Regions from separate parts of the Mus musculus genome. Here region 1 is linked to region 2. Evidence: chromatin loops called from intact Hi-C (ENCODE). Cell type or tissue: gastrocnemius. All regions are shown on one strand. Links, peaks and the distances in the headings refer to the core of each region. The heading gives the core; the rest is flanking DNA.

Region 1 (12,020 bases), core at 2,099-10,098, 62 kb before region 2:
ATACAGGTATGAACACACATGTATACACACACACACCACCACCACCACCACCATGACACATGCACACACACACACACACACACACACACACACACACACACACCACCACCACCACCACCACAGTGTACATATACACACCACTACCACCATCATCACCACAATACACACACACACACAAACACCAACACCACTAGAATACACACATACACACACATACTACAACAACAACACATGCACACACACATACCATACACACATACCACAACACATGCATAAACAAAACTCAACAAACACATGCATAAACAAAACACAACATTCTCTCACACACAGATGCAAAACTAACTCTCTCTCTCTCTCTCTCTCTCTCTCTCTCTCTCTCTCTCTCTCTCATCTCCAGAACCCACATTTAAAAAAAGAAGCTTTATAAGAAAAAAACAAAATAAATAAATAAATAAATAAGCACTAAAGTAAAGAAGTAGCCCAGGCTAGCTTTGTATACTTTGAAAGTAATAACCAAGATTTGCAAGTCACTCTTATTCAAGGATCTGAACTCTACACAGACCTGTCATTAACAACATTAACTCTTTGCAGCCTGAGAATCCATTCGAGTCATGTGACTAGGATCCCTGTCTAGGACTGCAGGAACGAGTTTTGCCGAGTGCTTAACTTGCCTTTGCAGAGCTCAGCACCACCCATGGGTCCCTGGAGCCAGCCAGGCTGGGCTCAGTAGACCTGCTCTACAGGAGGTCACTATGGCCAGAATTATGCTGCTAGCACCCATGCCTGTGTGCTCTTTCCTGGGCATGGACAGAACCAGTGGGTACCCTTAGACACTGTCCTTCTCCTCGATCACCCCCTCTTCCCCAGCCCCACAGCCCTGCCTGGCTACTCATGTGATCTTCCTTTCACTCTGGCTCCACACAGGTCCAGAACTTGAATGACACCCAATTACCTCTATCAGGGTCCATATTTTCCACCATTTTGGCATGCACACCTCACACTTGAGGGTTTCCGTACTTTGGCCCAATCCTACTTCTGCAGATCTGTCTCCTGCTCTTCTCATTGTTTCTTAGTACTGCAGGTATCTGGGGCACCTGCCGTCAAGAGTCAGGAACACCAATCAGGAACCTGTGGCTATTTCGGTAGTCTTGTCTGACTGTGGCAGAAAGAAGAGACACTGAATCACGCTGACCTGAGGTTTTGCTTCGCTTTGAATGCTGGGGTGGAACTCAGGGCCTGTGTCAGCTAAGCAGGCACATTATCACTGGGCAATACCTCACTCCACCAGAGTACCCATCCTATTATAGCATCTAGGACAAAGTATTGAATATCTTTGTTCTGTTTTGTTTTGTTTTTGTTTTTTGTTTGGTTTAGTTTACTTGTTTGTTTGTTTGTTTTGTTTTGTTTGAGGCAGAGTTTCTCTGTGTAGCCCTAGATGTCCTGGAACTCTGTAGACCAGGCTGGCCTTTATCTCATAGAGATCTTCCTGTCTCTGCCTCCCAAGTGCTGGGATTAAAGGTGTGTGCTGAATCTCTATGTTCCCACGATTGGCCTGGCAGTGGTGGCATATACCTTTAACCCCAGCACTTGGAAGGCAGTGGCGAGCAAATCTCTGGGAGTAGCTCCATGATAGCCCCTGGATATGAGAAGGCAAGAACTTCCTTTACAATGAAGAGAGAGTTTGTCCCTCAAACACTCTCCTGCACAAATGTACCCTTCTGCTCTCATGGTGTTTAATGGAGCGGCAGCCTCAGCATTCTTTATACTAGTAAAGATGTTAAAAATCACAAATCCACAACATATGAGTTCTTCATGGAGAAAGGTAGGTAAAGGCAGCTAATGATTGCCAGAAGTGGGTGGTGGCCAACGTGGAGGATAAAGCAGCCAATGTGTCTTGTTTCTCAAAAGCTCTGCTGAGAATGTATTGTCTGCCTTCTTCCAGGCAGGGAAGGTTGGCTGTAAGATTGCCAGCTTTTTTTTTTTTTAAATAAAAAGAAGGGGCTACTAACCAAATCTGGGGCTTTCTCTTGGAAGTTAGGCACAGCTGGTCTTCATGGGGCCTGCACACGGCAGCTGGGTACCACTGATTCAGGCAGATTTAAGCTGGACGGTAGCCTGAAATTTTGGGTTAGTTTTTATTGGGCAAGTTGTTTGAATGAGTGAAAGTGATCTAGAGAAATGGGTAGCCAATTTCGTCCAGTTCCCAACAAACTTCTTGAAAGCAATGAGACATTTCCAGATTAAAGCTGACTTCAGAGCTGAGGATGGCTCAGTGGTTAAAGAGCTTTCTAGGTAAACAAGAGTTCATTTCCCAAAACCTCCGTCAATGTGACTCTCTATCCCCAATTCTAGCCTTGAAAAGAATGGATGTGGGAATCCCGGGAGCAAATTGGCAAGGAGGACTAGCCCTGTTGGTGAGCTCTGGGTTAAATGAAGACACTGCCTCAAAAGAAAGGAGGCAGAAGAGCTGTTGAACAAGATTCCCCATGTCAACCTTGGGCCTCTACACACACCTGCTGACGCACAGCTGTGAAGAGGTATACACGGATGTACACCACATATGCACACATATGCAAAGAGGAAGAAAAGGAAGAGGAGGAAGAGGACAATGGGGAGGACGGGGAGGAAGCAACAGCAGCAGATGACTTCACCGGGCCCATTCAGGAAATACTTACACTATGCAAAAACACTTAACAGTGTTTATTCTAAATGTTCCCTAGCTGTTAGCTCTTCCAGCAACGGTTATTATTATTATTGTTGCAGTATTTCCACCCAGTCCCTGGCCCATCCTGAAAGTTAATTATGCGCATAGCTTTCCCTCAGCTAGACCAACACTGTGTGCTGAATTATCTGAGGTAGAGGAGGAAAGACCAATGACTTGAACAGGGATTCTTTGCACTCAGCTAAGAGACACGATCACTCAAAAATGGTGGGGACTAGAACTCACTTGGCTCTATCAGACCCTAGTGCAAACATGATTTTTTTTTTTTTTTTTTTTTTGCATAATAGTCAGGGGTAATACAATACAAGTGTAAGAAGGAGCAGGGGAGGAAAGGACATTTCAAGGTGACAACCATGTGTCAGGCACAGCACTCGAGCCTTTAATAGTTATCACATAAAGTAAGATATAATAATGAGTGAAAACAGAGTTTGACTTCCCTTTCGCCAGAAGAACCTGATGCATTTTGTAAATGGGGACGACTTACATGAAGAATCTCAAGCATCTTTCCTTCCAGTCTAATTTTTGTGTAAACATAAAATGACAAGAGTTTAAGGATGGAACACCCCCGGGCACAAGCTTAAGAGTTCTGAATATAATCAAAATCCCCTTATTTATTTTCTTGCCTAAGTGGCATCTCCCAGGAGAACAGCAGTTGCAATTCTTCTGCTCTGTGCAGCCGTGGCTGCAATTTAATGTGCTCGGCCATCAAGACAGCTCTGTGCACCTCTGCCAAGTGTAGCTATCTCATCCAATAATAGGCACAGCCTAGAGACAGCGGAGTTTGAAACCCAGATCTTAGAAAATCTGGGCAATTAGCCCTCTCTTGCAGAAATGAGCAAGGAGGAGCCAGGCTGCAGCAAAAACAAAATCTTGTTGTGACAGCTGCTGTTCTAAATAATATTCCCTCTACGCTTTAAACTGTACTCAATCTACCGATTAGAGCAAGGGACTGGAGATGAGGAGTGGAAGAAGAAAGGTGAAGAGTAGGGAAGTCATGAAGAATTAGCATATTTTCAGCTTAGAGCTGATTCAGGGTTATGGAGGTTAGTTAGCTGATAGGTACGTGGAAGCCTAAGGAAAGGTCTGGAATATACCATTTGAAAATAGACTTGAAGTACATGACATGAATGGTGGCCTGGAAAAGTCAAACACACACAAAAGCCTGTGGAACTAATGACACCAGTACAAGAATCTCTTGTGCTTAGTACATGAATGTATTGGTTCATTTTACATCACTGGACCTACAATATCTGACTGAGACACTGTAGAAGAAATTACTTATCTTGGCTGATGCTTTCAGACTTTGTGAGTCTATCATGGTGAGGAAACTGTGTTCAGGTGATAAAGGTAAGAACATGGTGTGGGATCCACCTTAGTGACCTACCTCCACCAGCAAGGCCCCACCTCCCAAAGGTTCTCCAGCCTCCCCAAAGAGCTCCACTGACAGAGAACCAGAATTGCAAACGGGAGCCTGTGAGGGACATTTCCAGTGCAAGCAAAACCAATAGATTTGTTTTGCTTTGTATTCTACCTGATGTTGTTGGCCTGCATAGTCTATTTTCAGTTTAGCAAGAGCCCGTGTGAAAAACTGCTGTTCCAGAACAAACATTTCTTGGAGCTTAGAGTTGGTACATCTGGAATGACTCTTCTTCCAAAAGACTTGGCTCTAACCCGTTTGCTGGAAACAGGAGGCAAATTCAACCATGAGTACATTTCCATGACTTGGTCCGTGAAAACTCCATAAACCCTCTTAGAAAAATCACCTCGTCTTCCAGAATGTGTGCTGTAGAAGTACAAAACAGAACTCCGGCTGACTCCTTGGGGTTGTGTGAAACAAGAGCTTACCAGATCTGAAGGTCACAGCTTGTGGGACATGGCATCAGAGGCTCAAGGTCCAAGGGTGGTGTCCTGGATCTGCCCAGGGGCTCTGGGACAGTTCCCTGGAAGATTCTGTTAGCCGCCTGCTTGTGTATCCACACCCCCTTCTAGGTGTTTATTCCAGAAATAACATTCTACCCAGAATAGCAAAAGGTGAAACTGAAAATTCTCCCCTCTCAGGCTCTCTTTGTAGCCAGGGCTGGTGCTTCAAGGCTCTCACTGGTGTGACTCATCCCTTGATTGCTGCTGGCCATGCCTTCAACTGCACACATGGCTCTAACCCTCATTTATACATCGACCATTACATTACCAAGGAAACAGTGCTTTTACCATGGATCAACTGAGATGAGTCAGACCAAGCCATCCTTGCCCGGTATATCCTTGTCCACTTATCTGAGTTAGAGTCACTTGGAAGCAAAGCTCCATTGGAAGAGTGACAGCCCAGAGAGCTGGAGTAAGACACTGCCAGAATGAATTGGGTTTAAATGGGGGAGATAGAGATATTGATTTAGAAAAAATTAAGTTTTATGAGATTTCAAATAATCTTCACTATTGACTACTCAAAAAAGGGAACTCGAGTTCAAAGACATTAGATAATTTTTATAATTTTCTTTATTTTTCAGGTTTTTTTAAACAATGAAAATCTATTGCTTTGTAACCAGAAAAGATTAAAAAATATATATAATAGAAGGATTTAGAGGGTAAAATGCCTTAAGATATAATTGTGTTAGAGACTACTAGGAAATACATAAAATAATGTTAATATGAAAATAAATATCTGCTTGAATATTTTCATCAACTAGGCATTGGAATGTCAGTTTTCACTTTGCTTCTAACAAGCATGCTTTCCCAGTATCTGAAAGGTTTAGCATCCAAGGATTTAGCAATGTCCCCTCTGAAATTCTCACTGATGTCATAATGTTTCTCCTCAGGGATAGGCAAGAAAATCCCATTGTCTTCAATTCTGGACTCTACTTGCAGAAATGACCTAAATCTTGTTGTTGGAAACAAAATGTCCAAATAACTCCCAGCTAATGCTATGATGACATTTGGTCAGGGAAGATATCCCAAGAGAAATGTAAACTATTTGAAAACATCCTGTTACTAAAGTTTGAACACACACACACACACACACACACACACACACACACACACACACATACACAAAGACAGACTGGAAGCTGCAGTGTAATTCTGAACACACATGAACTTAGCTGCTATGAACACATTTTCAGCACATACCGTTTTTTATGTTCTTTTCCATAGATACTGTCCCTACCATATGAGGAAAAAAAATCACCTGACATTAATTACTTGCCAAAGAACAGGTTGGAAACAGTCGGCTTCATTCCTGGCGTGGGGACAAGCTGGCTGAGTCACAGCGCCCTAGAATGCTACTTAGTTTCATTCACCCAATCCCAGGCTCATCCCTGGGGCTCAATTGCAACCATCTGCTAATGGTTGTTATTCTTTGCCGTCCCCTTACCCCAACCAACTAAAGTCCGACTGGTCATGCAAGGCTACAAAATGGCCATGAGCAAAATGAGCCGACATTAAACCATGCTTAACGGTTATAAATCCTAGCTTTGGGCTTGGATGGCCAGAGTCTCAGAAGGTCCAAGGTAAGCATGGAGGGAATGTCGGATGAGTTTATATTCACCTGCAACCTGGTCCTATTGATATCTGGACCCAGGATCCCCAGGTAAAGAAGGGGCATTTAGTTCTGTGTGTTCCCAGCCTATAGTCCAGTTCATTTTGGAAGAAATTGTGTGATGGCTTTTCAGTGGCTTCCTTCTTGCCAGATTTACTCTTTCCGTGTAGTTGTAAAGCCAAGGAAGTGTAATGGGAAACCTGTGGCACATAGGACATTGTGACATTGTGACATTGGTTACCTCTTGGAAAAGTGAGTGACTACTTTGAAGTTTGCAGGGTCTGATGGAGATGTGGAAGGGAAGACAGAGATGAGGAAATGTTAACCAGAAAGTGACAAGAGAGGAGGATATTAGTGCTGGCAAGTGTTCTGATGTTGATGATGGACTTCTGTCCCAAACCTCAAGGGATAATTCTTCCTTCCTTTTATTAGAAAGTAAAAAGATGAAAAATGTAGACAAGAAAAATATTAGTGCCATGTCTTAAAAGTTATTGTGCTACAAGATATTAGTCTATATAGGTGGGTTTTTTTTCTTCTTTTCCTGACTTTCTCCCATCAAAACCCAGGAGGTAAGGAACTGTGGGAGAAATTGTCTGAGACCCAGGAACATCCCCACATGTAGGTCAAGCAGGTACCTCCAAGAATGGACAAGGCCTGTGCTAGGCTATTGTAATCCTCTGCTCCACAGCACTGAGTAGCCATAGGACAACTGTAAATGACAGGGGAGTAGTGTGGAGTGGGGTGGGGTGGGGTGGGGTGGAATGGAGGGGAGATGGGTGAGGTAGGAGGAGTGCAGTGGGGGAGGGAGGAACAGAGTGGGGAGAGATGAGAAGGGCTCTGCTTTTTCTGCCCTCTCCATGGGTAGCTATCTAGAGTTGAGTCTTATTAAGAATCATACATATGGCTTAGGACAGCATGGAGAGTTACAGACCAGACAGTTGGCCTTAGGAGCCTTCATCTGTTAAATGAGGGAGAGACCAAGGAAGACCTCTGAGCCCTTCAGGCCTTCCCAAGTTTGCTGTACCTTCTCACCTCATGGACATTTTTGCTCTAGAAAACTTTCAACTTAGATCTCCTGTGAAGAATGTTTAATCTAAAACAGTGATTCGTGCAGCAAAGGGGAGCTTTAAATAAAATGTTTATTAAATAAAACAGGAAATATCTCTACTACAGACTTCTATCAAGAATATGACGACTGACAGTGATGATGTTACTGGAGGGACGTTTCTTAAATGGGAAAAACTGTTCATAAATAATATAGTTCAAAATAACATCATAGGGCATGCACGTAAACACACACACACACAGCCTGACTGTGTAGCCCAGGGTGCTCTGGAATGTAAATGTCTCTGAGTGCTGGTTTTGCAGCTGTGCGCTACAATGCCAGGTTGCTCTAGTTCCTTCCTGTGCTACAGAGCCAAAAGGCTAAAAGTTATCACCTTTGACCTCTTGAGGTTGTGGTTCAGGATGCAATCTCATGCAGTGAGATTAGGAAGGATAGGAAGGCAAAGACTATATCTTCCAGCAGTGGTACTGCCTGGCCAGCATTCATTGGTATCTGTAACTACCTGTAAGGAGCTGATAGTGGGGTGGTGACTGGGGGGGGGGGTACAGCTGGAATGGGAGCAACCTAGTTTCTGGTGAAGGAACTTTGTATCACAGCTTGTAATGTGATCTTTAAGTCAATCATCCAACCTAGAGTCTCGCTGACGCAGTCCTTCGACCTTTCCAATGACTTAGTAGACATTGCTTCCTGTGTTTTATCCCTTTCTGTTAAGTGTGCTTAAAGAGGTTCCTCTCTGTGAAGGTTAATAATGATTACCACCTTGGCAGGGTCTAGGATCACCTAGGAAACAAGTCTCTGAGTATGTCTGTGAGGGAGCTTCTAGACTGGGGAACTAAGATGGGAAGACTGGTGATAACTGTGGCCTGGGGTTCCAGTTGAAATAAAAAGAGTATTAACACCTATCTCTCTTGCTCCTTGGCTGCAAATGTAGTGTACCTGCAGTGTGGCCAGTCACTTTGCTCTTCTGCAACTGCCTTCTCTGCCATGATGAACTGTGGCCATTTTTATATGACGTGAAGTAGACCCTTCTCTCTCTGTTGCCTTTGTCAGGTGTGTTGTGCCATAAAAGAGACGAGTAACTACTGTGTTCACTTACCTCCTACTCTCCACAGAATCCTGGGAAGTACCCCTCCTGTACAAAGTGAATCTTCTCTGAAGATTCTATAGAGCTAACCAACATCAGCATCAACTCATGGATATTCCTTCTGTTCGGATAGACCAGTGAAAAGAGTTGAGAAGGACCTGTTTTAGAAGACTAGAGAATGAGGGGAGGGCTAGAGAGGACTCTGGGAGCTTTATTTTTCTGTTTGAGGTCTTATGCTAACATGTCCTTGAACAGGGTTCTAAAGATGCAAGAGCTTTGTGTCCCTCTGAACTGCTCTTAAGACATGGGCCTTTTTTTAATGTAGGAAATGCTATGGTTTAATGTTAATGTGTATGAGCATTTTTTTCACATGTATGTCCATGCACCATGGTGCCCACAGAGGCCAGAGAATGTGTCAGACCCCCTGGAACTGGAGTTACAGACAGTTTCAGGACACAGCTCATTTGGGTGCTGGGAATTGAACCTGAGTCTTCTGCCAAGAGCAACTAGCACCCTTAACTACCAAGCCATGTTTCTAGTTCTAGGAAGTGCTATTTTTGAGAGAAAGAGAGAGACAGAGAGACAGAGAGACAGACACAGAGACAAAGACAAAGACAGAGACAGAGAGAAAGAGAGAGAGAGATATGTGATTTGCAACCAAAAGGAAGAGTGGTAAGATGAGGGTCATCCTATGCATCCCTTCTGAAGATAGCATATTTCCTGTGGCTTCATTCAGGGCCAGGAATCCACACCCTTCCTGTTTCAAGTAGGCCCAGCCCATGTTCTTAGGGGTCAGGCAGCTGTCACCATCCTTTCCAGGCTAGCAGCCCCTCCTTTCCTCCTTGAGAAATGTCTGTCCATTTGTGCTGGCTAGTTTTATGTCAACTTGACGTAAGCTAGAGTCACTGGAAAGGAGGGAACCTCAACTGAGAAAATGCTTCCAGAAAACTAGGCTGTAGGCAAACTAATGATTGATGTGGGAAAGCTCAGCCCATCATGGGAGTTGCTATCCCCAACACACACACCCAGCAGATGGTCCTGGGTTCTATAAGAAAGCAGGCTGAGCAAGCCACAAGGAGCAAGCCAAAAAACAAACAAACAAACAAACAAACAAACAAACAAAAAACCCAGCACTCTTCCATGGTCTCTGCATCAGCTCCTGCCTTGAGGTTCCCGCCCTGTGTGAGTTCCTGTCCTGACTGCCATCAGTGATAGACTGGGGATGTGAAAAGAGAAGCCAAAGCATAAAGCCTTTCCTCCCCAACTTGCTTTTGGTCATCACAGAAATGCTTTTCTGTCTTGCTTTTCATCACAGAAATACTAACCCTAACCATCCACAGTGAAATGTGAAACGCTGAGGATTTGGTGACACCTTGAGATTTCATATCACCTTGTGCAGGGGCAGTGGCAGCAAGGACACTCACTGCCAATCAAGAGCCTCCCCATGCTCTGCGCCATCACAGTGAGGCTTCACAAGGCACAGCTTCGAGGGCTTGAAACACAAAGCCATTCTCGCTCATCAGCGCAGTTCATCTGACATGCACACAAAACAAGGGGTCTGAGACGGAATACATTTCACAGATGTATGTTTCCTTACAAATATCAAAACCACCAACATTGCTCCAATTGCAGCTTCCATTCAAGGAAGAGTCACTTCAGTCCCCAAAGATGTTACTTTAAAGAGATGCCAGTGCTTTGAGTTCACACACTTTTCGTCACAATCGTGCTAATAATTTTTTAGTATGTGTAAGGATCACTCTAGGTGTTCCTGGCCACCACTGTTGTTGGATAAAATGTAGCAACCATTTATGACATGGACAATTCCAGGAAGTCATGAAGTTGGGAAACCCTAGGGAATCTGGTTTCCAAGAAAAGCCAAAGAAGCATAAAAGTAGCTCCGGGCAATATTGCGTAGGAGTCCCGAGGACTTTTTGCATGTCACATACTCTGAAAATGATCACTCTCACCTATTAGAGGACTCCCATGAACATACCCCATACTTGCTAGGGCTTTTGTTTGGTACCAGTCTAGAAGGAAGATTATATCCCTCCAAAAACCACATCTCCTGGAAATTTTGCATTCAGACTTGGAATTGAGGTAGCATAGTCACACCAAATAACTGAGAAAATGGGTATCCAGAGAATTGGAAGAATGTGGAAGAAATAGCATTATTATTTTAATTGAGCATAATTACCTTATTAATCAATGTTTGCATAATACTTGCTGAAGCACTTAGCTGATACAAGGCTATATTTGCAATTTAATTCACCCAGAATATTTCTATTCAGCACTTATATAGCACCTATTGGTTTATGATGCTAATATAGTAGATTCATGTTTCTGTTAAGGCCTAAATGAAAGGAATTGAAAGCCAAGTCCATTATATAACCTCCTTTATACAGAACCTTCGTCGTGAAGAATTCCAAATTGCCTTTCAAAGTACAGTGAAACCCTTTTACAGTGAATTCCTGAAGGGACAGCAGCAGCAGGAGGGTCTGCCTCAGCCATCACTGCATGAGCAACACTGTATTCACTGTTGTGGGATTGATGGGGAAGACACAGACTTTAGAGTCTGATAGCTCTTGAGTCAGGTGGCATTATTTGACAAAATGTCTATAGCTCGGAGCAAAGGAAAAATTAAACCTTGCTAATCTCGTGATGGAAAGAAACCATTCAGGGGTTGAGGACATGGCCTTCAGGAGAGTGCAGGCTGCACAAGCATGAGTAGCTGAGTTCAAATCCTGGGAAAGGACTGAGCATGATCCTATGCTTGCCTGTGACCCCGGAGGTCTGTGGGAGCAGAGACAGGATTGCTTGATCTTGCTGGCCTCCAGTCTAGCTCTGATCTCAGAAAAGACCTGTTGCAAGGGAATAAGGCAGAGGGATAGAGTAAGACTTGAACTCCTCCTCTGGGACATCCACCACACTCGTACACCATATGCACACACACACATACATACACACACATGAAAAGTGTGCCAAGAAAGCTTTCAATGGAAAGAAAGAACCGCATTCACACAGCAAGTGAGAGAAGGTGCACCTTATGCAGAAAACATCTCACACGTAGAAAAAACTCAGCATTCCTCCCTTGGAGCAGTTTGTAACATTCAGAAAGGTGCATAAAACTCCCCAGCGACAGCTCACTGAATACATAAATTCAAGCCATCTGTATAACTCACACACAATTGGGAAAATAAAGTGTTGCCTGGATCCTCCCAGTCCCCATTGGTCTCTCCTCATCATTCCTCAGTATACTAAAGACAGCCCTGGCTTGCCTTAGATGAGTTTCTCCAGTCTTTGAGCTTTAGATAAACAAAATTATACAGAAGGCATTGCTTTATGATGGGTTCTTCTGCCCAACCTTGTGCCCATGAATTTATCCACATAATTGTATGCAGCAACAGTTTACTGACTGATTGCAATAGGCTATTTTGTGATGTACTCCAATTTTTCCAACTAATTCTGTAAATAAAATCAAAGCTATCTTTTAAAACATGGGCATGAAAGTCCTTGACAAAAATGATATGTGTGTGTGTGTATGTGTGTGTTTGTGTGTGTGTGTATATATATATGTGTGTGTGTGTGTGTGTGTATGTATATATATATATATATATGTATA
Region 2 (12,020 bases), core at 1,275-9,274:
AAGTTGATAACTCTCTTATGCAGGGCTCTACCTGTAGGGGGAAAAAAAGACTCCTTTCATGGATGAATGACACAGAACGCTTAATAGTTCTGGGGAGGCATATTGAGAGTAAACAAGCTAAGACAGAGCAGACAATAAGTCATCAGAGTCACTGCTGTTTCCTCTGCTGCAAAGCATTCTCCATCACTCACCTCGAGGTCAATGTTTCTCAAAGTGTGGTCCCTGGCCAGGAACACCAGCATCACCTGGAGATTCATTACTGATGCAAGGAGACCAGGTTCTGGCATTGGGATCTAAGAGATGACAAAATCACTTGCTGCTCTTGTAGAGGGCTCAGGTTCCCAGTACCCACATGACAGCTCACACCATCTGTAACTTCAGGTTCAGGGGATCTGACCTCCGAAGGTACCAGACGTGTATGTGATGAACAGATAGACATGCAGGCAAACACTCATGTGCATAAGATGAAACTATTCAAAAAGAAAAAGGAAAGAAATCAGACCCGACTACAGCATGAGGTGTGGAGTAGAAATATGCCTTAGCAAGCTCTCAGAGGTATTCCAAGATGCTCAGCTTTGAGAATCTTTGCTTTAGTTTTCTAGGGATGGCCGCCAACAGGAGCAAGCATTGGCTGGTCTCTGCAGTTTGCCTTTTAAAGGGAACCCAAGATGGCATGATTAGACATCTCTGGGTGGACCTTGCCTCCTCAGCCTCTGGGAGATGCATCAGCTCTGCCTGCTAATTTAATACCTGCCTCCTCTGGGGGGGGGGGGGGAGACATAACAGAAAGGATTGGTTACCTCTTTGAAGGTTCACTACCCCAGCTCTCCTACCCAGTGTCACACTCTATCTGCATATTGGAAGTATTCCTGCCATGCCAAATACATGCCAGCTCACAGTTAAAGACTAGGACTTTGTGGGTCAAACCCCTCTTGTTAGGAGGAATGCCACCTTCAACAAACCGCTGCTGAACAAGGCTTCTGCCAGTCTGAAAATTGCTCTCTCAATCCCCAGCCCAGGGAAGGAGGTGGCATCTCAGAAAGGAAAGAAGGGGATCCCAGAACCCTGAGAGAGGCTGATCCACCCAATTCTGGACTTCCTATTCTGGACATCGGCTCTTATTGTTTAGATTAGCTTGACTATGATGCTGTAGTATTTCCCACGGAAACACCATAGAATAGAAAGAGAATTATTGTTACTTACAAATGTGGAGACACTGAGGCATTCAGTCGCTTTGGAATAAGTGGCAGAAGCTGAGGTGGATGTTTGCTCTAGGCCACTGGAAGCAAGTCACTGAAGCTGTTTCCTGGATGTCGGGAGTAAGGGACAGAGAAGAAAAGGCAGCAGCAACTGAGATGGCCTTGCCCCAGGCAAACTTGATTTATACTGAAGTTCTAAGGTTAGCCAACTGAGAAGACTGGAAACACAAGGGAAAAACAAACAATAGGGAAGGGAGTCAGTAATTATTATAGAAAAATTAAAATAACAATATAAAAATTACCATGTGTGTTTTAGCACCAGAGGAAAATAGTCATCCCGGTGAAAGACCACAAGCCCCTCCCTTGTCTCTTTAAAAGCGTTTCTATTGGCTAAGATCTCTCTGAGCAATATACTCTGTCCAGCCTTCTCACCCAAGCAACTCAAGATGGCCAGAGCAGAGCCCTTTGAGGGGACACAACTCTTCAGAGCAGAGACTACCTCTTCTGACTGGAACTAGGCTGCCCAGAATCCACTAGTGGTGACTGCTCCAGTTTGAGACAAGGGACCCCACCCACGTCACCTTGAGTAGCATCCACAAGGAAGACTTCGACTCTGTGAGGAGAAGCAGGCTCACTGTAAGACTGCAGCCTGATCCCCGCCTCTCCATCGAGTGTAGCCAAGTTGCAAATCAGGTCTCTTGGTGGATAGCAAATCAAGATTCAAGGTTACAGGCAATGGAGAGCAGAGAGGGAAACGGGAACTCATTTATCAACACCACTTTTAAAACTAAAGCAACTGGGCTGGTGAGATGGCTCAGTGGTAAGAGCACCCGACTGCTCTTCTGAAGGTCCAGAGTTCAAATCCCAGCAACCACATGGTGGCTCACAACCATCCGTAACGAGATCTGACTCCCTCTTCTGGAGTGTCTGAAGACAGCTACAGTGTACTTACATATAATCAATAAATAAATCTTTAAAAAAAAAAAAAAAAACTAAAGCAACTAAAAGCTCGGGTGGGAGACCTGGCATGGTCTCAACTACGCCCCCCACTGAGGCTGGCAGACTCTCGGGTGCTGTGAGACTTAAATACCATTTCCAGCAGGTTTTGAGACCTGCAGTCAGACGGCTCATAACTGTTCTTGGTGGCAAACTTCAACAAAGTTTTTTTTTTTTTTTCCACTGAAAGAGACAGAAAAAATTCATTTTCCAGTGTAAGGACTCCGAGAGAGAGAGAGAGAGAGAGAGACAGAGACAGAGACAGAGAGACAGAGAGAGACAGAGAGAGAGAGAGGGAGAGAGAGAGAGTGTGTGTGTTTGCGCATGCGCGCTTATTGAGTTAGGGACACCAGTTCTTGTTCTCCAGTGTGCACCTTTTAATTTTTCAATTACCTTTTAAATCAGACACACCTGTGTCCGGCTTAACAGAAAGCTCGGTGTTTGGAGTAATTAATGGTATACAGGAAGAGATGCAAGAATAAGAGATCATGTTGTGGGCTGGAGAGATGGCTCAGTAGTTAGAGGCTACTATTACTCTTGCAGAGGACCCGAGATTGGCTCCCAGCACTCACATAGGGTGACTTGCAATGGCCTGTAATTCCACTTCCACGGAGACCTGACACTTCTGACCTTCTCAGATACCTGCAGTAACGTGCACATGCCCAGATAGAGGCACGTACACATAAGTAAAAGAAAATCATTTTTTAAAAAAGAACCACCACATTGTGTGGCTACAGGGGTTATATAGGAGGGCAACAAACAAGATTCCAGGTCCTCTCGCGTGAAGGCTTGATGCTAGCTAGCAACTATCCTGCCTCCTTGGAGGTGAGCGAGCTCAGGCTCAGGCTCAGGCTCCAGGCCCCAGGCCCCAGGCCCCAGGCCCCAGGCCCCAGGCCCCAGGCTCCAGCAGCGTGGTCCTGATAGGGTAATACAATGGTTACAGGAGCATAATAAACAGGGGCATGTGGAAAGATCCTTTTCCTTATCTGCCTCCCCCCTTCCCCGACTTTGTCCACTGTTAAAAACACAGTTGGCCACATGGTGCTGATATGAATGCAGAAGGGACCTGCTGCACAAAAGCTGGGCACCTTATTGCCCATGTGCTGGGGGCAAGGTTACTGACTACCTCCAGCCCACCACTAACTGGTTTGTGCCTTGCCAGTCCTCAGCAGCACAGGGAGAGATAGTTCCTCCTCCTTCTCTTCTTCCTCTTCTTCCTCCTTTTCCTCCTCCTCCTCCCCTTCCTCCTCCTTCATTGGTTGTTTGAGGCAGGGTTTCTCTGTGTAGCCCCGGCTATCCTGGAACTTACTCTGTAGACCAGGCTGACCTCACCAGAGACCTATCTGTCTCTGCCTTGCTTGTTCAGGGATTAAAGGCGTCACCACCACACCCAGCTTCTTCTTTGAAGGATGTACACTAAGTCCCAGTCTAAGCTCTTTCTCCTCATCTTCCAGACCCAGAGCCACCTCAGTGCTTGGTGTTAAAAGTTTCCACACAGTTCTCAACCTTCCACTTCACGGTTTGTGTTTTTATAACCTACATCAGCCCAAGGGTTCTTGCCCACTGCTGTGCACTCGACTAAGAGAAAGGTGGCAACAGGATAACAGCTACCCTGAGTCCCCAGGCTTAATCAGAATGAAAAAGACGCCATGACATCACCAACTCCTCCGCCTCTGGTACTAGGCTTTTGTGGGAGATTTAGATGTCCTCTTTTCCATAAAAACCATCTCGAAGACAGAAAGGGCTGCTGCCCAATTCGGTTGCAGCTCTTACGGAGGGAAGCCCTGAAGCAAGTCAAGGAGCTGCACGCTGCGCGGAGCACCGGGATCTCCAAGCGTGTGGGTGGGAAGCATGTGCTGAGGGCGTGGCGGGCTATAAAACCAAACACAACATGCACGATTTCCTCTGGCAGGTAACTTAATGAGAGCATAGAGTTGGGTTGTCAGAACAACAGATCTGCCCATCTGCATAACCCAAGAGGCCAGGCTGCGTTTTTTATGGGCTGCATGAAACAAAAGCCACCCAAACCATTGCGGTATTCCTTGTCTAGCCCAGAGCCACAGTAACTTCATAATAAGAACGGAGGGCAGAGACATTTCCAACCGCTTGTGGAATGTGCTGCCCCAATCCTCTCAATTTAAAGGAGGCCTCCAGCTACTGACCAGGCAGCTGCTAATCTGGTTGCTTACTGGAGAACAGTAAAAAACATCAACCCCGAGGCCCATCTTAGCAGGGGGCAGGAAGCCGCCACCGGCTTGATCTCTGGGAAATTGCTGGAAAAAAGGGCCTGGCAGGAACCTGGTAACGTCTTTCCCTCCTCTGCTCTTTCCTAGCCAGCAGGCTTTGGAACGATCTGCAAAGCAGAGGCGGGGTGCTCTGCCCCCACAGACACCTCAGAGCTGCTAAGACGGGGAGGGGTGCTTTGGCTCTCTTTAAAAAGACTTCCTGGTTTTTCAGGACTCCCCTAATTAAAAGAGAGAAAGCAGGGAGAATGTTTCAATTATGTTCTATAACAAGGAAAGCCGAGCCATCTCTTTTATAGAGATGAAAAGGTACCCAAACACGGAGGGGGAAAACATCTACACTCAGGGCCCCATCCATTCACTTACTAAATATTTATCAAATGTCTATGAACCAGATCCTTTGCAAGGGAGGACTAGAAACCAGTGGCGGGAGGATGAGGTGAGGTCATTGCTCACAAGGATCTACAATCCGGGCCGTGGATGAACAAGCCAACAGGCGAGTATAGAAGAGTTCTGGAGGAGCTCTGGCGAACACCCCATCAGTCTGGGGAGGAAAAGGAAGGTATTCCCCGACCGTTAATTCTATCGCTCCGTTGGATTGAAACCTTAGCAGACTAGTAGAGGACATTTGCACGTGTGTCTGTAGGGGCCATCCCTGGAGGGTTAGCTCATTCGAGCTCTGAGTCATGACCATGGATGATGGACACTGGATGGATATTGGAAGCGTAGAACTGTGGAAGGAGGAGCTTAGTTGGAGGAAGTGGGTCCGTGGGACATGCCTTTGAAGGGTATATTTCCCCCTGGCACTTTCCTGCTACCTTCTCTTCTTCCTGTCTGCCATGACACCATGGTAGTCTCCCTCCCTTCATGCCGACAGTGATGGACCTAACCACCCTGAAGTGAAGGCTCTCCCAAACCATGAGCCAAACTAAGTTCTATTCCCTTACCTGGTTTCTCTCAGGTCGTCATGCCACTGACAAAGACTCCAATGTTTAACTTCCCAAAAAGGAAGCTATGTCAGAGTAGACATCTCAGTAGGCAGCCATTCTGAGCAAAAAGGAAGAATTCTGAGGAAGAGAAACCAAATGCCCTTTCTGCCAGGAACTTCCTGTCTGTCTCCCAATTTTATGCTCATATTCACTCTAGACTTCAGGAGAGCAGCAAGGGCTTTTTTTTTTTTTCTTAGTTAGGTCACCACACGGCTCCCAGGGCCCTTGAAGCCCAAGCTTTTGAGAGGGATCCCATTGGCTGTGGGGATTTTTAATTTGACCTTATTTATTAAAAGACACAAAGCAATAGGAAATCTCATGTACTGATTACACAGGGAAAACTGATGGCAGATCCAAGGATAAAGTCTCAGAGTTTTTAAAACTAGAAGGACCTGCCTGGTGAAACTGTTTTGCCTGGAGTGGGTAGAAAGGGAGATTCCCACTGGTCTTGCAGAAGACCTGGTAATGCATCCTAAGGGAGAGTTAGCCCAAAATTGGCAGTGGCCATTTTGCCTCAGTGGATTTGTGGAAATAAAAACCCAGGAGTAAAAGAACAAAGAGATTCCTGGGTGTTGTTTACTACCGAAGAGCAACAGAGAGATCAAGAATAAGTGGAGGAGATTGGTTAAGATCAAGAGACCACAAAGGCATCTGGGCTTTGGCTGGACCTACTTGGAGAGAGGTGAAAGAGTTGCAGGACACAAGAGACAGAGAAGAGAAGTTATTGGGACCTCCTGTCTGGAACCAAACCACCTGGTTTCAAATCATGACATCCATTGACTACCTTATTATCTTAGGCTAATTATTTAATACCCCCTGCCTCAGTTTGCACATGCTGAGCTAATTTATTTAACACGCAGTTCCTCAGTTTTCCTTATCTGTGAGATGGGACAATAGCAGTTCTCACCTCATGTAGCCAGGGCAATGAGTGAACTTAAAAATATATATAAGCATGCTGGAACACAGCTCTGCTCAATAAATCAATTCTCATCGAGACCGATCTTCACTTTCTTCACAGGCCTTCTCATTTGCCCCCTATGGCTACGTCATACAAACTCCCTAAGCCAGAGCACTTGAGCAGAGATTGTGGGCTGCCCAGCTGTTGGTACCGTTCACTCTCCAGGCAGACTCTGGAGGTGGAGAGAAAGCTGACACTGCAGGCTCCAGAGAGAGCACCAGGAATGGGCATCTGTTGTCTTTATTTAATCTCAACCCAGGGGTTCTACTCTGCCTTTGACCATTGAGTTCCCGGATAATAGACACACACAACCTTTCTTTGAATAGTAATCCTTAGCACAAGAGCTGGGCAGATGTCTGCCCTCTGCACTCCATGCCACTATGTCTATTCCCAGCCAATAATCCCATGCTATAATCTGCCATGTTTTGTCTGGGTTGCTCTTAACTTAGTGAGCAAACCCCACATTGCCATTATTTTAAGATTCTTATCCCATGGTGCCTTCTCCTCTACCCACCTCCTTCTGTCTCTCCTTCGTGTTTCTCCTCTATCCCCAAACCCTGAAACCCCAAACCCCTCCTATGTCTATTCCGCCCAACTCTTGGCGGTTGGCATCTTTATTTACTAACAGACATAACTTGGGGGCAAGGTCACATAGTGTTGTTGCGGTAAAACTCTCCATCCCAAATATGCCCCGGCAATGAAAACACAACATAATTAATATGAATACATGCTATATATCTAGGTTAGGCAGATCTACCACTACGCTACCATCTTGAACTTGTGGTTTCTTCAGGCCAGGTGCTGCTGCTCTGCTTTTCTTCCTCCTCCTCCTCTGTGTTCTTTCCCTCTTCTCTTTTCTCCTTCTCTCTTCCCACCTTCTGCTCCACCTTCCCTTTTATCTGCCCAGTCATCAGCTCTCCTTTATTTTACAAATTAAGGTGGGAAGCAGGTTTACAGGAAATCACCTAAGTGCTGACTCATTCCTCGTTTGCAACCACTCACAGGAGAACAGAACAGCAAATATAATTAGCCCCAGGGCTATCCACAACCTAGCAGTCACTTGGGTCTGTGTAGACTCTTCTGGAGCAGCCAGGTCTTGGGGACTGCACTTAGCTTTACAATACATAGCAACCGACCAAACCTCACCTGGCTTCTCTTTCTACCCATTAACCCTCTACCCACTTACCCCGAAAGGCTCTGTTGTAGCATCTTCTGGGCTAGGTCCTGATGCCCACTCTAACACTCCATATGTGTGTGAGCATGTTGTCAGGTTTCCAGAGTCCTTGGGGTTTTTTTTGGCTTTGAGGTTTTTGGTTTTTTTGGTTTTTTAATTGGTTTGTTTTCTTCAAGACAGGGTTTCTTGGTGTATGTAGTCTGACCTGTCCTGAAACTCTGTAGATCAGGCTAGCCTAGAACTCAGAGATCTACCAGCCTCTGTCACCTGAGTTCTGGGATTAAAGGGAGGCACACCACCACCACCTAGCTAAAAAAGAAAAAAAAGTCTTAATCTGGAGTTGATATAACCGTTTCAGGTTTTCAAATATAAAACCTGAAATAGAGAAAGCAAGTGGAGAGAAGCAAGGTCAGATTTGTAATCTTAAAACGTTTGTAGGTATTATTTGGGATCTCTATACAGTTCAGTGCTTAGCAGGTTTTTGTTTTTGCTTTTGTTTGTTTGTTTTTGTTATTGTTGTTGGGGTTTGTTGGTTTGTTTGAGTCAGAGTCACTGTGTAGATCAGGCTGGCCTTGAACTCATGGAAATCCACCAGTCTCTGCCTCCAGAGTACTGCAGTTAAAAGTGTGAGCCACTGTTGGAACTTGGTCCAAGAATGAGGAGGATTCTGGATGCTTGTGAGAAAACTCCAAGAAACCAAGAGCAGATCTTGTGACCTCAGTTTCAATAACGTGGAATTGTCCTTGGGTTACACTTCCCTGCCCCTCCCGGGTACAGTGGTGAGGACTGAGTTCGTGTCAGCTTGTTGATTACAACTGGCTACCGCTGCCTTATCTGCCTCTGTGGGAACACCTATTTTTGTGGAGTGCGGCTTGCCTTTGTGACTGGACACTTTACTCATGCGACTCTTCTTAACCATCAGTGTATGAATTGTCTGAGGCTCTGAGTAAAACTGACTATGGCATGAGACTTTAGTCTGCCTCATTTATTGGCTCGGTTCTCCCAGGTCACAGTGCTAACTTGAGTGGTAAGCATACCACCACATCTGATAGCTTTTACTTATGTTTTTAAAGACAAGCTCTCACGTGTTCCAGGCTGGCTTCAGGCTCCCTATGTAACTGACAGTGACTTTGAACTTCTGATCCTGCTGCCTCAGCTTCCCGAGCTCTGGAGGTTTCAGGCGTGCACAACCATACCCAGTTTAAACAATATTATTGTCATTTAAAATACTATGAAAGTCATTTTCTTATCAGAATTTCAGAACATGAAGGAAAAGTAGCCAGGCATGGAGGAACGCACCTTTAGTCCCAGCACCTGGAGGCAGACACAGGAGTTCCAGGCCAGCTAGGGTTACAGAGTGAGACCTTGTCTCAAAAAGCTAAAGAAAACGCAATGGTTATTTACACCGTGCTCCCTATTGAAGTTGCTCAACCCTCTGCAGTTTACCCAGGACACCATGCAAATATTGAAATTTACCCCTTATGCTATGCTAAGGAAAACTCTAAAGGCGGTGCCTTAACGAGGATGGCAGATTCCACTGTCAGCCAAGGCAGCAAAAGTTCCCGGCTTCCTTGAACTCACATCTGCTTTGGAATGTGGTGAGGCCTGAGCTTCAAAGGCAGCCAAAGCTCCCCGAGCTCCAAGCCAAGAATGTGCTTCCACTCTCCTGCCAGTCACAGGATTTAGGGCAGGCACTTGATACGGTTCTAGTCAATGAGCCATGTGAGGGAAAGTTTTAGAGTACCGCAGACCAGGAGACTTCTGGAAAGTTTTCTCCCTCTCCGATAGAGCCACGGAAAAAGGAGGCATTTCTTTTTCTGGCCTTTGTGGGTAGAAAATGCTTGGAGCTGCTGCAGCCATGCTGTGACCATGAGGAAAACCTTAATATGTTAGAAACGGTGGGACAGAGAGGATGCTGAGCAGGACTCTGGTGGCCATAGAACCACTCGGTTAGCTCTTGCTTGTACTTCTGGTCTTCCTTCCTTGTGAGATAATGAGCCTCCTTCTTCCACGGAGGCAGGGGCATTAAATAAGACCTCTGAGTCTCAACATTCAGGAAAGTTCCCAAATCCAATTTAGCACTGAAGTAGGCTCGGTACCTATGAAGTAGGCTCGGTACCTACTTGACTAGCCGTAATAATGTTCATTTGCTGCAGAGTCACTATGTGCCTCTGACGCTGCTAACTGTTCCATTGTTTCTAGTAGGAAGATATTTTGTACCTTTGTAAGAAATCTTCCTTTTAAAGGGAGTCTCACTACACAGTCATAGCAGGCCTAGAACTCACTAAGTAGACCAGGCTGGCCTCAGACTCACAGAGATCAACCTACTTCTGCCTCCCAAGTACTGGGCTTGTATGTAACCACACCCAGCTGCTGTTCCTATCTTAAGCACACAAAATTAAGGCGCAAAACTTTTAATATCCAGAGCTGCATACAGCCATGAGACCATGTGGATTAATCTTCAAGTCCAGCAGACCCAATATCACATTGTGGGAACCTCTGCCCACCAGTGCATTACAGGCAGTCAACAATAATCCTGCTTACACAGAGACTAAGAGGGCAAAGGGCCTACACAGCTCATTTGTAACTTGTCAAATAATTAATTCAAAGTGTAACTCCAGTTCTGTTATGTCAGATTAAACACAAATATTATGGACTTATTCTAACTGTCACTGGGTCTTTGGATTTATTGTCATTGTTTGCTATAAAAGAGATAATAAAGCCCTATGGTGGTGGCACACACCTTTATTCCCAGCACCTAGGAGGCAGAGGCAGGCAGGTCTCCAGGTTCGAAGGCAGCCTAATTTACAGAGTGAATTCTAGAACAACCAGTGCCGCCCAGAAACACTGTCATGAAAAACCAAAACCAAAACCAGAGAGAAAAAATAAGAGGTAACATGGCCAGGGCAAAAAGTGTAGAAATTATAAGGAATAGAATTAAATAGAAATCAACTGTTGCTCTAGCATATAGAAAAATAATTTTTTAAAAAATTGTTTTTGCTGATAATACCCATGGCTTCTCAGAAGTATACAAAAATATAGAAGATTAGGTTTCTGCAAATATTGATGCAGTTTGCAAGGGAGAGAAGATGACCTAACGTGACTATCGTGGATGGCAATGTAGCCCTCTGCGCTTGTGTTTGCTAAATACCTCTCCGTCTTCTCAGGACCATTTCATACTGCGTGTCCTCTATGGGCTTAGTCGTAAGAATATGTTATTGTAGGGGCTGGTGAGATGGCTCAGCAAGAAAATGCACCTGTTGACAAGTCTGACCACCTAGTGTTGGTTCACAGGACCCTCATGGTGAAAGAAAAGAAGCCACTGACTCCCCGAGTTATCCTCTGACCGCCAGATACAGCACGACACAGGAGTGAATGGCAGGCGCACACGCACACTCGCGCGCGCACACACACACACAAACTGAGTGAATAAATAAATAAATAAATAATACATGTACTAACAAGTATATATTATTATAGAAAACTACCTAACACGAATGACATATATTAATTAGGAGGCTTGAGAATGTAAGGGAATCTAATTGAAAACGCAGCATAAAAGTCAAATTCCACAACAGAAAATTGAAAAAAAAAAAAAAAAGCCATGAACTTCCAGCTCAGCGTCATAAAATACTCAGTAAACATAGAAACACATCTAATCTTGACACAAAGAGAATATTAAAGACATGACAATTTTGTGTCCCTGAAGTTGTTGAAGATTTGTGAATCTGATAAATGTGTGGCTTGGTGTTGGAGGAATTGCAGCCACACCCATGGAGAGAAAGTGGTGCTATTCTCTTGAGAGCAGAGTGAGCCTCAAGATAATACGGAGTGGGTATCGAGAAAGCAGACCAGCGGGCATCAAGACTCCTCACCGGGCTCTGCTCTTCACCATCGCCGGAGAAAGGGCATCTCTGCAAGTGCTGTCAGGGTTTCCAAAGGATGACTCTAACCACTGATCTACAGGAAGCCAAGCAGGAGCCCTACAGGCTGGCAGGGAGGTTGCTGGGAAATATGAGGAACTGTACAGTTGCTCTGGAAACAACCGAAACTTAGCTGTTAGTCTCTCTAATCAAACTGAAAAGGTCTTTTTGTCATTTTGTCTGTATGTCTTCGTTCCATTGACCCACAGATTTTCTGAAATTTGTTGCTAGCAAAACCATGTAAGTAACTACAGAGGGTTTTCTGCTCCTTGTCCACACTTTGCCTGTTCGACTGGCATCTCTCTCCTGGGAATCTTAGTCTTGTTCAGGTGCAGGTTGTCCTCTTAATGGCACAAGACCGGCTTGGATTAGACCAGCTTAGTTAAGGCAACCCCTCAGTTCTTGAGAGTCATTTATTTAGATATTGTGTGTTCAAATTCTGGAGAATGAAGAAGGTGGCTGGAAGTGTCTATAATCGTTTTAAAGGATGGCAATGAGGAAATGAGGTTCTCTGATATACCAGGGGTGAACTAGGAAA

Evidence for each region. A loop is a pair of places that touch in the nucleus more often than their neighbours do. Peaks named below come from ENCODE experiments on the same cell type or tissue, not always from the same donor. Only the 100,000 strongest peaks of a DNase experiment are listed, where the experiment ranks them.
Region 1: it touches region 2 in a loop (2.0-fold over the local background); 1 of 42 quality-filtered maps calls a loop at or near these places.

The regions. Positions count from the first base shown.
Region 1 is chr6:52,498,844-52,510,863 of GRCm38, reverse strand. It overlaps 1700094M24Rik (RIKEN cDNA 1700094M24 gene), which reads right to left. Exons shown (of 3, transcript NR_046049.1): 3 at 10,779-11,259. Among named protein-coding and RNA genes, the nearest start is that of 1700094M24Rik, 12 kb to the right of the region's middle. In gastrocnemius, for the core only: no CTCF peak of the experiment used is centred there; DNase peaks (open chromatin) are centred at 3,453 and 5,973; H3K27ac peaks cover 5,542 bases.
Region 2 is chr6:52,435,754-52,447,773 of GRCm38, reverse strand. No RefSeq gene overlaps it. Among named protein-coding and RNA genes, the nearest start is that of 1700094M24Rik, 51 kb to the left of the region's middle. RefSeq lists an enhancer at 3,245-5,157. In gastrocnemius, for the core only: no CTCF peak of the experiment used is centred there; no DNase peak of the experiment used is centred there; H3K4me3 peaks cover 279 bases.